Regions from separate parts of the Homo sapiens genome. Here region 2 is linked to region 1. Evidence: chromatin loops called from intact Hi-C (ENCODE). Cell type or tissue: HCT116. All regions are shown on one strand. Links, peaks and the distances in the headings refer to the core of each region. The heading gives the core; the rest is flanking DNA.

Region 1 (8,352 bases), core at 330-8,329:
ACAGGTTAAAAGAGTGAGACTAGTGGGTTTGAAGGGGGTATGACCACATGAGGCCAGAGTAGTGAGTGGTGGCCAAGTTATGCATACCATTATAAACTATCTTAGGGCAGTGTGACATTATCCTATAAGTCATTAGAGTAATTGATGTGTTCAATCAGCGGAATAATCTGATTTGTATTTGTCAAGTTTACTCTACCTTCAGTGTGGAAAATGGATGGCCGGAGAGCAAGACTGGAGGCAGAGTGACAATTTACAAGGCCATGACAGAAATCCAGGTGGGAAATTATGATAGTCTTAACCAGGGCAGTGGGACAGACATTGGAGCAGAGGGAGCACATTCAAAAGCTTTGTAGATGATAGAAGTGGCAGGGTTCAGTATTTGATTAAAATATGTAACATAAGGGAGAGAGATAATCCAGGGAAGATACTCTGGTTTCTGACTTGGGAAACTTGATGAATAGTACTGCCTTTCAATGTGATGAGGAACAAAAAATAGGAAATGAATTTAGGTTAAAAGAGGAAATGTGATGAGTTTGGTTTGGGACACATTGTACTTGGGTGCATATGGGCCATCCAGAAAGAAATGTAAGAATAAGTACCAGGCCCAGCATGGTACTGTAATCCCAGCACTCTGGGAGGCTGAGGTGGGCAGATCACTTGAGGCCAGGAGTTCCAGACCACCCTGGCCAATATGGAGAAACCCCATCCCTACTAAAAATACAAAAATTAGCCGAGTGTGGTGGCCCATGCCTCTAATCCCAGCTATTAGGGAGGCTGAGGCAGGAGAATTGCTTCAAGGGAAGAGAGTGACTTAAAGAGGGAAGAATGATAAATAGTGTTAGGTGATGTAGAGAGCCCAAATAAGGAAAGATTTAAGAAGTGGGCCAGGTGTATTGCCTTACCCCTGTAATCCCAGCATTTTGAGAGGTCGAGGTGGCAGGCAGATTGAGACCAGGAGTTTGACACCAGCCTGGGCAACATGGTGAAACCTCCTCTCTACTAAAAATACAAAAAATTGGCTAGGCGTGGTAGTGTGCACCTGTAATCCCAGCTACTTGGGAGGCTAAGGTGGGAGGATCACCTAAGCACAGGAAGTCGAGGCTGCAGTGAGTTGTGATCACACCACTGCATTCCAGCCTGGGTGACAGAATGAGACCCTGTGTCAAAAACAAGAAAACCCCAAAACGGTCATTGGATTTAGCAAGCAGGAGGTCATTGGTGTCCTTTGTGGGAACAGTTTCACCTAGGTCATGGAGGTAAAAGGCAGATTACATAAGGATGAGAAGTTAGTGAAAGCTGTGGCTGTGGTGACAGCATGTGTAGAAAACACTTTCAAGAGGTTAGCTATTAAAGAGAGTCGAGAAAGATGGTGCTAGACTGTATTAGGGCAAAAAGGACTTGAGCATGTTAATACGCTAATGGGCAGAAGCCAATGATGAATAAGAGGATAGTCAGTGGGAGGAGATTTTTAAGGATGTAGGAAGGAAGATTTGAGGTACAGCACTGATGGAAGCCTTAGCCTTTGCCAGAAAAAGAGAAGGAAGTAGTGATGATAGTCCAGTCACAGGTTGGGTAACAGGAGGTAGTGTGATAAGAGTTTTGAGATGCAAAGATGAGTATTACAGGATCCCAGTCTTCTTTCAGTTTGAGAGAGAGACAAAAAACAACACAAGCAAATAATTCCACTATTCAGGTCAAAGTAATAAATAATGTAAGAAACTTATAAGTCAAAGGCAGTGACTGGTACCTCAGAGACTGGAAAGGTTGTTTCTGATTGGGGTGAAGTAGAATTGCATAAGGAAGTGAAAAACTGAGATGTGTCTTGAAATATGTGAAGAATTTGGAGGTGTAGGCCATAGTATAGCACGAGAGTACTTTCAGCAAAGGAAACATATCAGTAAAGTGAAGGTGTGCAGAAAATGGTGAGTAGATAAGATTTGAATGAAATGGAAGATATGTAAAATAATAGCCAATAAATCTCAAAATATAAGTTGGAGCTTTATTGAGGAAAGCCATGCATATCAGGCCAAAGAGTTTGGCCTTGTTTTCAGCAGGCAGAAAGAAGTTACAGAAGAATTTTTTATAATGTTTAAAAAATGGAGCATTTGGGAATCAAATTAGAAAGGTTTGACAGCACACAAATATAAAGGCACGGAAAACCTTGACTGCTCCAAAAGTATACTCGGCATTCGATAAATATTGATTAATAAATATAGGGCTAGTTGGATGGGTGAACAAAGAAACACACAGACAGTCATTCTAACACTGGAATCAAGGGTTTACGTAGTCTTGCATTGACTACTTAATTATGTGAGCAGGCTGACTTCAGTTGCACCTCTGCTGTTTATGTCAAACATCAACAACATGTTCTCATTTATATAACAAACTGGTTCACAGTCCTTTAGTAGGCCAATTTAGTTGTCTAGCTTTACGACGGGAAAATGAACTTCTAGACTTGTCAAAGTACACAATTTTCTAAATACAATTTACAAAGCGTGAACTGCCTTTGTATTTCTACATAATATAATATTAAATCAAAACAACGTTTGAAACTTCATTTTTTTTGAATGATTTAAAGGAGGAATAGAAAATTGTTATGTTAGTTTTTGAAAACCTTCCTTTACTTGCTAACTTTTACTAAGTTAATATACTTAGGAAATAATACTAAGGAAATATGTAAAAAAACAAACCATTTACTCTCAAAACTTTATAAAAAGATTTTTTTTTGTCAATTGTGAGAGCTTAGAAAAAACTTTAAGAAAGTATTACTGCTATTCCAATTTAATTTTAAAATGTCCCACAGCTTTTATAGAGAAAAAAGAACTACAGTATTTTCAATGGCATCATGATGACTCAGCCTTGCTTTATGAAATACATACTCTTTGATATTTCCAATTATTACCTCAAAGAGCTTGCAGAGGGGGCTGATTGATTTCCCTTTATCAGTTGTTGAAAGTGTACACTTGTGGGGCAATGTGTGGAAGAAGCTTGTCATTAAGTTGGAGGTTTGAAGCCTCCAACTAAAATGCTTTTATATTGCATTAAAATTTTGCTTCCTCAGAATTGTATTTCTTAAAGATAATGTTAATAATTAATTCCAAAGCCATATTTAATTATAAAGCATAATATGCCATAAGAGGTTGAGTAAATACTTTCAAAAATATTAGTCATAAACATCATAGTAAGAAAACAAAAAATTGCTCAAGTACTGCCTTAAGTATACTAAAATAATGGCAAACCATGACAAATTTAAGTTAATAAAGATATTTTTATATTCAGGTCAGCAACTGCAAATAAGAATGGAATGTAATTTGCAAATTTACTATGCCATTTGCATTAGCAAATATTAAAATATGCACTTTAAATACAGTTGTGTAGACTGGGCAAGAATGTGTGAATACACAATGATACTGTTTCTTTGAGAACTTTAAGACACTCACATCTAATCTATGTGTGTGTATTTTTCCACACTTGAGGGTTTTATAATCTTTTTGTTAGGCACTTTATGTTTAGGGTTTTTATTTAACCCTCTACAAATTTTTTATTTCTGACTCATGAAGCAAGTTCCCAGGATTCTGATTTTAAGGCATGTTTTTTAACTAAGATATTTTCTTTGTTGTCATTAAACCTATGAAACATATAGAAAATAAACTTAGAGAATTCAGCACTGAGACATCTTAAGTCTTTACAGAGATGCAACAATTTTCACAATATAAGCCTCCTAATGACATGGATTTTAAATGCTGTCATTTATATAAAAATAAAAAAATTAGGAAAGTAATAAAGGAATTGTCTATCAGTTTTTATGATGTAACTTTCACTGGGTAAGTTTTAGAAATAGTTTTTTAAAGCCATCACCCTCGTTCTTTTGAAACAATACTTCCATCTAGTGGACATTTTACTTAGGAAAAAACCTTTGATTTCAAATGTCAGTTTTTTCTTGTTATGAAATCAGCACTAAAGGAAAATAACAGGGACAATAGCAGAGATAATTTGTTCAAAATATTAAGCTCGCAAGGAACAAAATAGAAATCAAATGATTAAATTGTAAAACAAACCAAAGTATCTGCCTATATAAGACTTTCCTATGTTTAATACACTAAAAATTTGGTAAAAAATTGGCTAATTTATTGTAGAGAGCCAAACTAGATAACACAGGCCCTGGAGTAACTGTAACCAGAACCAAACTAAAACTTGGATTTTTTTTTTTAAGATCTGGTATAGAAGCTTTGAAACATACAGGCCAATAGAGATCATTCATTCATATATCAATTTTGGCAGCAACATTAACTGGGCTTCCATTACGTACTAGTCACTTTCTAACACCTGGCGGTACTGAAAATTGCTTCATTCACATAGTTCAAGAGGCTACCTATTAGTATCGGTAGTCTAAAATGAACTGTTGGAGGAATTTAAAGAAACCTTGGCCTCTGATGATACCTCTAACTTGAAACACAGTAGCAAAACAGCCAATCAGTTCAGATGCTTCGTTCAAATATTAACCATCCGGATCATTCCAAAATGTTAGCATGGTTGGATATTTTTAATTGATTGTGCTGAGTGTTAGTTTTAACTGCATTATCTCTAAAAGCAGGTTGAAGGCCTGCAGTATAAACTTCTGAAAACATGGAATCACAGTTCTTGTGATTGTTATCATGCTTTTCATGAACTTAAAACCAAAACCTCTACAAATGGTTCTTTAAAGTAGATTTAGAATTGATTTTATTTTATAAAAAGACCAATTTATTGATTGGATCATTATTTACATTTATTTTGGTTTAAAATTAAAATGACTAAACTGAGTGAACCTTTAACAATGTGAAATCGGTTTGCAGATGCAAGGGTGTTGGGGTTGAGGAAGGATGTTTCTGAGTCTCTTTTACCCATTACATTCCTGGACAATGGATGGCTCAACCCAGAGCAAACAAACTGGCTACCAGGGCAGTCTAAGGTTAAATGGAATCTCTTTACCTCTTTTGCACACTCTGAGGCTTCCTAATTCTAGGGCTTCCTAATGTTTTTTCCTGGATTTAGACATGTGAGCTAGTATTCCTCCATTGATTCCCATATATCTTTCTGGTGACAAAATGCCACTTTGTAATTATAAAACAGTAGTTTAGTGATATGGTCCTAGAATGTCTTCTCTGTAGGCTTAAAAAGTTAATCATCCTTGCTCTTTCACTGGGATGGAGAGAGTCTTACCAAATGTCGTTGTTATCATTTCAGTACTTTTTCTTATATGGGCCGCAAAATAATTCAGATATGAATAATCTTTAACCTCTAAAAACATATTCTCACTAATAGAAGTTATAACACAGATCTAAAGGTAAATCTGGTAGAATAGACCTTTTTGAGAATGAAATATTAAAAAGGTTAACAAACTGGGGAATGGTGTTGTGATCTATGTAAGCAATTGAAGTAAAACTCTTAAGAACCATTAGAGGAAAAAGTAGGAACAAAGCCCCAGTGTGAGATAATGGGGTGAAGGAAGCAGCTTGAGATGAGATTAAGTCTTGTGGTTGAAATATGTGGCCATTTGGAAGTATTACTAATGGCTAGCATTTACTATCCTCTTACGACGTGTCAGGCACTACACAATGCCTCAGACACTACACTAGTTGCTTTATTGTCTCATTCATTTTCACAACAGTGTGTGCAGCAGAAATTATTATTGATCCATTTAAGAGATGAAGAAACTGAACCAAGTTCACACAGAAATAGAAGCAGAAATGGTCACTTGCTGTCTAACTTCAAACCCCAGGCTCATTCTACTTCTACAGCAAAACTACTTTTTAACCCTACGATGAAATGCTGATACTTAGAACAGATGAAAAAATGCTTCATGGAAAGTAGTTGAAACTGTGAATTACTCTACATGGAAAAGGCTTTTCTGCTCATAGCAATATTATTCCCAGTAGTTAAAAGGTGGAAATGACCCAAGGGTCCATAAACAGAAGAATGGAGAAACAAAATGAAGTGTATACATACAGTGAAAGATTATTGAGCCTTAAAAAGGAGTGAAGTTCTTTATATTTTTTACTTCATTAGTAAAATTATTTCCTGCCAGACTTTAAGGTTTATGAAGGCTCACTCAACAACGTACACAGAAATGCACTCTAAAAAGTTGAAAAAATTACAAGTTTGTGAATAATATGTATCACTTTTCCATTTTAGTATGAAAACAATGATATGTAACCTACAGATAATGAGACAAACCATTTTACTGTGGTACCTTCAGTCCAATGAAATTGTAATGTGTTATCAGGTAATGTGGGAAAGTGCCTGTCAAGTCATTTCAAAGAGAATTTCCAAAGTTGCTCCAAATGGGGTAATAGGAAACCCTTCCTCTATTTGCAGAAATGATATTATTTTATTAAGGCTGGCACACAACAGTGACAGTTGAAACTTGATTCTGGGACACTCTAGTTTCTTTCTCTCTTTTTCTGGGTGTATTAAAGTACACTTGACAAATAAAAATTGTATATATTTTAGGTATACAATGTGATGCTTTAATATACATGTACAATATGAATGATTACCATAATAAAGCAAACTAACATATCCATCATCTCCCATAGTTATAATTTTGTGTGTGTTTGGTGAGAAAACTTAAGATCAACTCTTTTAGCAAATTTCAAGTATAAAATACAGTATTTTAAACCATAGTCACCATAATGTTGTAAGATCTCCAGAACTTGTCATCACAAATAATTAAACCTTTGTACCCTTTAACCAACATCTCCCCAATTTTCCCCAATACCCAGACCCTGTAAATTACCATTCTACTCTCTGCTCCCATGAATTTGACTTATCGGATTTCACAAATAAGTGAGATTATGCAGTATTCCCCTTTCTGTTTCTGGCTTATTTCAGTTAGCATAATATCTTCCATGTTCATCCATGTTGTTGCAAGTGACAGAATTTCCTTCTTTTTAAAGACTGAATAATATTCCATTATACATGTATACTAAGTTTTCTTTATCCATTCGTCCATCAACAGACACTTAGGTTGATTCCATGTCTTGGCTATTGTGAATACAGCTGCAAATAGGAGCCTGCAGGTATCTCATCAATATACTGATTTTACTTCCTTTAGACATATACCCAGAATTGGGATTATTTGATCATATGGTTATTCTATTTTTTTTTTTTGTAAAACTTCCACACTGTTTTCCATAGTCACTGTACTAATTTGCATTCCCATAAACAGTGAACAAGTATTCCTCTTGTTCCACATCCTTGCCAACACATGTTATCTTTTGTTTTTTAATAACAGCCATTCTAACAGGTGTGAGGTGATATCTCATTGTGGTTTTGATTTGCATTTCTCTGTTTAGTGATGTTGAGCACTTTTTCATATAACTTTGGCTATTTGTATGTCATACTTTGAGAAATATCTATTTAGGTCCTTAGCCCGTGTTTTAATTGTATTGTTTGTTGCTGTTTTTGCCATTAAGTGTCATAAATTTTTTTATATTAACCCTTTATCAGATATACAGTTTGCAAATATTTTCTTCCATTCTTTAGGTTGCCTTTTCGCTATATTGATTGTTTCCTTTGCTGTGCAGGAGCTTTTAAGTTTGATGCAATTCCACTTGTCTATTTTTGCTTTTGTTACCTGTGGTTTTGGTGTCATCTCTCAGAAAATTATTGCCTGGACTCATGTCAAGAAGCTTTTTCTCTATGCTTTTTTCAAGTAGTCTTATGGTTTTTGTTCTTATCTTTAATTTTTTAATCTATTTTAAGATGATTTTTATGCATGGTGTGAGGTAAGGATCCAATTTCATTCTTCTGCATAGGGATATCCAGTTTTCCCAACATCATTTATTGAAGAGACTATTTTTTCCCTATTGCTATTAAATATTGATGTCCCCTCCAAAATTAATGTTGAAAGTTAATCCCCAAATGTGAGAGTATTGAAAGGTGAAGCTTTTAAAAGGTAATTAGATGATTAGGGTTCATGGATTAATGAGTTAATGGATTAATAGGTTTTCATGGGGTCAGGGAAACTGATGGTTTATAAGAAAAGACAGAGAGACTTTAGCTAGCATGTTAACATGCTTATCCTCCTCACCATGTGATATCTTGTACCATGTCAGGACTATTCAGAGAGTCTCTACCAGCAAGAAGCTCTCACCAGATACAGCCCCTCAACCTTGGACTCTCAGCTTCTATGACTGAAAGAAACAAATTGTTTTTCTTTATAAATTACCCAGTTTCAGATATTGTTATAAGCAACAGAAAATGAGCTGAGACATCAATGTAGTAATATTAAGAGGTGGGCCTTGCAGGAGATCATTAAGTCATGAGAGTGAAGGTCTTATGAATGGGATATAGTGCCCCTACTAAAGG
Region 2 (8,352 bases), core at 166-8,165, 210 kb after region 1:
TACAGAACAGAAGTATAACACAGAAGTCCAAGAAAAGTTTATAACTTATGTAGGAGTAAAACAATGTGACAATAGCAGCAAAAAAGGATAGGAATGGTTAACTATTATAAGTTAAAGCACTGCAAGGAGCTTGACTATTGTGAACAGTGCTGCAATAAACAAGTGAGTGCAGATATCCCTTTGGTATACTGATTTGTCTTCCTTTGGATAAATACCCAGTACTGGGACTGACAGATCATATGGTAGTTCTATTTCCAGTTTTTTGAGAACTCTCCACACTGTTCTCCATAATGGCTGTACTAACTTACATTTCCATCAACACTGTATAAGAGTTCCCTTTACTGTGTATCCTTGCCAGTATCTGTTATTTTACAGATATCTGTTATATCTGCTCATTGCAGTGTTCGAGATATGGCAAAAGGAGACAAAATTATGGTTGCATTTTGTGATTTCTAGGGTAACCTCTAAAATGACACAAAAACATACAATAAAAAAGCTGATAGATGAGATAAAATTCAATAATAAAATGTAATTGATTAATGCAAAATAAGTAGGTATCTTAAGTCAGTAAAGAGTAAAAGGATTGTATAACTTTGACCTTTTTTAAAATACAAAGTTGACTTACAAAGTTGAGCTATTTGAACTAAGAGTGTCTACTTTGGGTTTTTCATGTTGTTTTAATATACTGTTAGAAACGACACTTACCTTAGTGCAGTTTCCATTTCACTTCCCACTGCATACTGGTAAGTCCACAACTTGGGACTATTGCTCTGTGTAAGTCAATTTGAATTGTACATTGGCATGCACTAGATTCTATCACCTTCTCAGTTCACTTGACACTTTATCTAGTTAAAAATTTACAAAACTAACAAACATAAGATAAGTATGCAGCATGTCCAACAGCCAAAGAGGCCAGAGGTCAGGCCAGCTCAAAGTATTTTTCACCAAAAGTATATCCTGTTCCTCTACCAGATATCATCAGAAGATAAGAATTATTCTACTCTTAAGATGTGAAAAAGAACTTGAGAGAGAAAGCAATTTTGTTTTTTTAGAAGGCAGTAAAGCAATCTAGATTCCAGGGTTTTAAAATACAAATCTCCAATTCTCACCCTAGGTCCATCCTTTTATTCATTTCCAATTTTGTAAATGCAGTGATTTTAATATACAAGGAACTCAAACAACTCAACAGTAAAAAAAAATAATCCCTTTAAAAAGTGGGCAAAATACATAAATAGACATTATTCACAAGAAGAAATATAAATGGCCATCAGACATATGAAAAAATTCTCAACATCACTAATCATCAGGGAAATACTAATCAAAACTACCATGAGATATCTTACCTCAGAATGGCTGGTATAAAAAGACAAAAATTAACAGATACTGGCAAGGATACAGAGTAAAGGGAACTCCTATATAGTGTTGATGGGAATGTAGGTTAGTAGAGCCATTATGGAGAACAGTGTGGAGAGTTTTCAAAATACTAAAAATAGAACTACCATATGATCTGGCAATCCCACTCCTGGGTATTTATCCAAAGGAAGAGAAATCAGTATACCAAAGGTATATCTGCACTCACATATTTATGGCAGCACTGTTCCCAGTAGTAAAGATATGGAATCAGCCTAAGCGTCCATCAGAGGACAAATGGATAAAGCAAATGTGGTATATATACACAATAGAATAATATTCTGCCATAAAAATAATGTAATCATGTCATTTGCAGCAACATGGATGGAACTGGAGGTCATTACATTAAGTAAACTAAGCCAGGAACAGAAAGACAAACAATGCATGTTCTCATTCATATGTGGGAACTAAAAAAGTTGATCTCTTGGAAGTAGAGAGTAGAATGGTAGACACCAGAGACTGGGAAGGGTGTGTGGGTAGGAGGGGCATATGAAGAGAGGTTGGTTAATGGGCACAAATATTAGATATAAGATATAAATTCCTCTTTTTTTTTTTTTGAGACGGAGTCTCGCTCTGTTGCCCAGGCTGGAGTGCAGTGGCGTGATCTAGGCTCACTGCAAGCTCCGCCTCCCGGGTTTACTTACGCCATTCTCTTGCCTCAGCCTCCCAAGTAGCTGGGACTACAGGCGCCTGCCACCACGCCCAGCTAATTTTTTTGTATTTTTAGTAGAGATGGGTTTTCACCGTGTTAGCCAGGATGGTCTTGATCTCCTGACCTCGTGATCCGCCCACCTCGGCCTCCCAAAGTGCTGGGATTACAAGCGTGAGCCACCATGCCCGGCCATAAGATATAAATTCTAAAGTTCCATAACAGAGTAGGGTGACTACAGTAAGCAACAATGTATTTTATATTTCAAAGTAGTTAGAAGAAAGGACCTAAAATATTCCCGACCCATAGAAATGATAAATACTCAAGGTGATGAATACCTCAAATATCCTGACTTGATCATTCTGTGTCTTACCCATGTAACAAATACTCACCTCTATCACATAAATAGGTAAAATATTATGTAGCAATTTAAAAAATTGTATCACAAGTCTTGAGAGTGTAGCCACTCTCAGGTTCTTTCCGGTTTTTGGCATCTTATTCCTTCTCTACGAACCAGGCTTCCAAAACTTATCCAGTTCTTGGAGAAGTTTATAGAGCAATTAGGAATATAGCATCTCAAGTATTGCCACAGACCTAACTGCATCATCATCTCTGTGGATGGGGCTCAGGAAGTCTTTAAGATACAGAAACCGCTCTTTCAGGCTATTTTTTAAAGGTACAAAACAAAAACCCTCTAGGTACTGAAAATGTCCTCTTCCTATAAAAACTATATGCTTTGAATCTCATAGCAGATCATAGTGCTATGACATTTCCTAAATAGAATTGGCCCACAGAGTTGTGGTTGGGTGAATCTCTATCAAGCATGTCTATTGGCAGGGCTGTTTATCAGTAGGAGTATGCTGTTAATGCAATTGCCTGTGTTCACAGATAGGTGAGTCAAATTAATTTCTGAATTGATGAGGTTTTCTAGGCATTTTTATTATTCCTCCACATATTTTTCAAATTTGCTGGAGGATCTCAAAAAGACATGGATGGAAAGAAATGGAAAACAGCCAATGATCTTCTTCTTCAGTTACATTGTCTGTTTTCTGAGTAAGTTAATGAGTCTCAGAATTTATCTTTATTTGTGCATTATTCCTCACATTCATATTCACTTTAATTTGTCTTCCAAAAGAATAGTTTTAGAAAAATGATTTATTGCACAAAACAAAAGTCAGAAAGAGACACAAACAAAGTTTTATTACCAAGGTAAGAGAGGGTATCTGGGCAAGAGGAAGTAAAACCATGAGTCTGCATGAAATGAAAAACACCTCCCTTATTCTCATGACTTCATCTTTCAGGCAGCTCCTCTAGTCCACCTTCCCACAGGCTAAGACAGGCTCTTGAACAGGTTGTCACGTTTTTACACAAGCCCAGGTGAACCCCAAAAGGAGCAAAACGAGATATAAACCGGGCTGTCAGGAACATCCACTAAACTTTAAAGCTCTGTACCTTTTGTCTTGGGGCCAAACCAACCTTGTGGCTTGCAAATTCCAAGCATCTTTTAATCTTTGCTTTCCAGACGTTAGAGGCAACTCACCAACATCTAACAACAAACCAAACTTGAAAATACTTAGCTCTGACCCAACCATGTGCCAGAGTTCCAGATGTCTTTAAAATTAACCTGTTCTCTGAGTCCTCTTAAAGGTCAGTTTCTTTTGCTACCAACTTGCCACTGTGCAGCAATAGCGCCATCTACAGAGCAATGTTAGGAAAAAGGACACCTGGTTAGGTGGAGGTCAAATTTGGGAGAAGGGAGTGGAATAATACATATATTTTTTGAAGTATAGCCCTTTACAGTCTATTTTCCAAATGCATTTGGTAGAATAATAATGTCATCTTTACATTTAAAGAGCAGCTTGGTATTTTTCACTTCCAAGAGTTTGTTTGAAAATGTGAAAAAGAAGAGATATAACAATAAACTAGAGAGGATAACAAATTTGGAATTAACAAATCACAATTTATGTAGCACATGGGTCATGGTAAGCTATATAGGGTCCTAAGGCCAGCAATTATGGTGGTAGCTCCTTGATGCCTTATCTTCCAGATTGTGGCAGAGGAAGTGGCTTCTTATCAGGGCAGTTACATCTCATGAGGGTAATTCCTGCAAATTCAGCCCGGAGCCTACTTCTCCAGCCCTTTTAAAAATCTGATGAGTCACCCCAAAACTGCTAATTAACCTCTTTTTACATGAACTGACTAGAGGATATTTTGTTGCCTTCAACCTAACCCTGACTCTATATGATGACATATTAATGAAATAGATTACTAATGGAATTGAGGCATGAGTCAAGGGGGCCTCTGCTACAGCTGCCACAGAAAACCAAATGCCTCCTTGGGCCCACTTTCCTTCAGAGGCAGCACAAGCAGCAGAAGATGGGCCTCCTCCTCTGTAAGTTTCATTTATGTTCTTAAAAGATTAAAAAAGTGACAGCTAACCTGTATTAGAACATAGGTGTGATGAGTGTGCCTCCTAGATCTCAAGCCAGTGCTAGGTCCTTGTGGTGGACCAGATCTCTTAAGGCATCTGGGAAATGTTGTCTTTAGCTTCCAGTCTGGCTGTCTTAGTGGTAGAGAGCCAGACTTCAGTACTGGCCTCACATGCTTTCAGCCTAAAAGTTCTTTCTGTAATTCACTAAACTCTCCTTTCATTTCAGAGGCAGTTGGTTTAGCAAGCGTAGCTGGTAGTGTACAGCAAGGGTCCCCAACCCCCGGGCTGGGGACCAGTACCTGTCTGTGGCCTGTTAGGAACCGAGCTGCACAGCAGGAGGTAAGCAGTGGGCAAGCGAGCATTATCGCCTGAGCTCTACCTCCTGCCAGATCTGCTGTCTGCTGCAGCATTAGATTCTCATAGGAGCACGAACTCTATTGTGAACTGTGCATGCTAGGGACCTAGGATGCGTGCTTCTTATGAGAATCCAACTAATACCTGATGATTTGAGATGGAACAGTGTCATCCCAAAACCATCCTCCACACCCTACCACCACCTGATCATCAATGGAAAAATTGTCTTCCGAGAAACCAGTCCCTGGTGCCAAAAATGTTGGGAACCACTGGCATACAGGGTTTTCCAAACTTCAGTCATTCTTATATCACAGTCAAGGCTAATATTTATAAGATGTTCAACTGCCACTGCTGATCATCCAGGGGCATGGGAAGAGGGCAGGCCTTAGAGACAGGTCTGACTTTAGATGCTGCACCTCTATTATCCTCACTAAGTTTCAGCCTCCACCTCTGCAAATTAAGAATAAAATTGCCTCTCCAGTCAGCCGGTGACTCTGAAAATAATAAAATGGTAGGTATTTTCTCATTTTTCAAAGGTTCTAATATAGTCATTGGCTGCTCTGGAAGTTCAAAGATGATCAACTTTTGAGGCATTTAAATATATGCTATTTGATAATTATTTTCAATGGTATATAATGTGTGAAAATATGGGATGTAGTTTATATAATAAAGCCAACATTGGCATCAGTATAAAAAAATGCTAAAACTCCTTTCATTCTTTCAGTTCTATGCTTATAATTTGTACACTTTTCTCTATGTATGTTATACTCCCATAAAAAGTTTGCAGTAAAAAATGCAAACTGCAAAGAGATTTTATTAAGATAAACCTGGGACACAATGAGGTGGATTAAGATAGAGACAAATATATTCCAGAAAAGAATGGGCAATGAATGTAGAGTAGGTATTCAGGTAGAATGAAGAGAACAAGTAAAAGATTTATATAGTTGTGTTCTGGGAGTCTCAGCACAGAGTATTTTTTTTAAACCCAAGAGCTTTTTATTTTACGCCATAATACAAATGGATTTAAGTCAAAACAGAAAAATGTGCAATTGTTGGAAATTACCCTTCAGTAAGGTTTCTCAGTTGGCTATTTAACCTAGTGATTTGTGTAAAGATTATAGTTTTTTTCCCCTTCGTCGTATAGTGTATTTCTTTTCTTTTTGTCTTCAAGTAAGTATTTATTTTTATAATATAATATCATCATAGTTACAGACATTTTAAATGTAGGTGTTCTTTCAAATGCTTGGAAAACATAAGTACTTTTTATCTCAGAAATATGTAGTGATAGTGTAGAGAGGGGGTTGAACTGATTTTTAAGTCGAAGATCAAAACATGCAAATACTAGCAGTCATATCACATGAGTTGTATGAAGAAGAAAATAATAGAAAGTCTCTAAAACCATAAAAGCTGAAAGAAATAAGAAACATATTTTAAATGTCTCAGAGTCAGATGTTTTCATCTAATATAAAGACACATGCACACGTATGTTTATTGCGGCACTATTCACAATAGCAAAGACTTGGAACCAACCCAAATGTCCAACAATGATAGACTGGATTAAGAAAATGTGGCACATATACACCATGGAATACTATGCAGCCATAAAAAATGATGAGTTCATATCCTTTGTAGGGACATGGATGAAATTGGAAACCATCATTCTCAGTAAACTATCGCAAGAACAAAAAACCAAACACCGCATATTCTCACTCATAGGTGGGAATTGAACAATGAGATCACATGGACACAGGAAGGGGAATATCACACTCTGGGGACTGTGGTGGGGTCGGGGGAGGGGGGAGGGATAGCATTGGGAGATATACCTAATGCTAGATGACACATTAGTGGGTGCAGCACACCAGCATGGCACATGTATACATATGTAACTAACCTGCACAATGTGCACATGTACCCTAAAACTTAGAGTATAATAAAAAAAAAATCATTTATTAAAACAAAGTTTTTATATTTTTATAATAGTGTTTCACTTGATAAATATTTTTGAATAAATGAATGAGGAAATTAAAGAACAAAAAAAAAAAAAAAAAGAAAATTACTCTCAAAGTTCGTTTACATTTCTAAGTGGCTCAAGTCATAGTGACTAAAATAAATTCTAATTTTAAAATTAGTAAATCTGAGTGTGCCCCAGCAGTATTGTCTTGAAATGAATAAAACTAGGGCAGGTAAAAACCTGGATTCTGCCGGTAAAGACAGTCATGGAGGCCGGGCACATGCTCATGCCTGTAATCTCAGCACTTTGGGAGACCTAGGCGGGCGGATCACTTGAGGTCAGAAGTTCAAGACCAGCCTGACCAACATGGTGAAACCCCATCTCTACTGAAAATGCAAAAATTAGCTGAGTGTGGTGGCGGGTGCCTGCAATCCCAGCTACTTGGGAGACTGAGGCAGGAGAATCGCTTGAAATCGGAGGTGGAGGTTGCAGTGAGCTGAGATTGCCCTACTGCACTCCGGCCCAGGCAGCAGACTGAGATTCATCTAAAAAAAAAAAAAAAAAAAAAAAAAAAAAGACAGTCATGGAAAGCATTTGGCTTTTCCATGACAGCTGTAGCAGAGGTCCCAGGGATGGCTTCCTCATTCTCTAGTGTTGAACAGTGGAACATGGGATATCCATTCTCCTGGCATGGATCATGGCAGAAGTGATCTGGTCCTGGAGCCAGCAGTGGGGATTGGCTCTCAATTTCCTACCCATCAATGTTTGATACTAACTAGCTGGAATAATGTTTTTAAAAGTCTGTTTTGCTTGAAAACACTGGGCAAGGGTATATGTGTCCTGTTGGAGCAAACTGAATCCTAACTAATGCAGGATGATAGAGGAAAAAGTGTTTGAGGAAGAATTGTATCCCATTTTCAGAGCTTGAATATAAAATCAACAATCATGTGCTTTGAATGTCTGAGTAGACTCTTGCCTATTGCTGAGAAACTGAAGAAAATATTACTGCATTTAGTTTTATATGTCTATATAGTAGAATGGCCATTACTCTGAATTTGCAGAGATAAATAAATAAACAAAGCATAATGAGGGAATACTATAAACAATTGTATATAGCATACAACAAATCAGATGACTTAGATGGAATTAACAAATTCCTAGAAAGACACAAACTACTGAAACTAGCTCAAGAAGAAATAAAAATTCTGAATAGATATATAATTATTGAATAAACTGAATTAGTAATCAAAAAAGTTCCACAAAAAAAAAGCTCAGGCCCAGATGGCATCATGGGTGAATACTACTAAATAATGCAATTTATGAGGCCAGTATTACTCTCGCATCAAAACCAGACAAAAATATCACAAAAAAGGAAACTACAGACCAATATTCCTTATGAATACAGATGCAAACATCTTCAACACAATACTAGAAAACTGAATCCAGCAGCATACAAGGATTGTATAACAAGACCAAGTGGGATTTATCCCAGGAATGCAAAATTTGTACAACACATGAAACTTAACCAATGTAATACATATTAATTAAATAAAGGAC

What was found. Peaks named below come from ENCODE experiments on the same cell type or tissue, not always from the same donor. Only the 100,000 strongest peaks of a DNase experiment are listed, where the experiment ranks them.
Region 2: it touches region 1 in a loop (4-fold over the local background); 7 of 110 quality-filtered maps call a loop at or near these places.

What each region holds. Positions count from the first base shown.
Region 1 is chr4:121,092,958-121,101,309 of GRCh38, forward strand. No RefSeq gene overlaps it. Among named protein-coding and RNA genes, the nearest start is that of NDNF, 25 kb to the left of the region's middle. In HCT116, for the core only: a CTCF peak has its summit at 3,917 (motif pointing left); a DNase peak (open chromatin) is centred at 3,914.
Region 2 is chr4:121,304,231-121,312,582 of GRCh38, forward strand. No RefSeq gene overlaps it. Among named protein-coding and RNA genes, the nearest start is that of QRFPR, 73 kb to the right of the region's middle. RefSeq lists an enhancer at 3,613-3,702. In HCT116, for the core only: a CTCF peak has its summit at 3,753 (motif pointing left); a DNase peak (open chromatin) is centred at 3,731.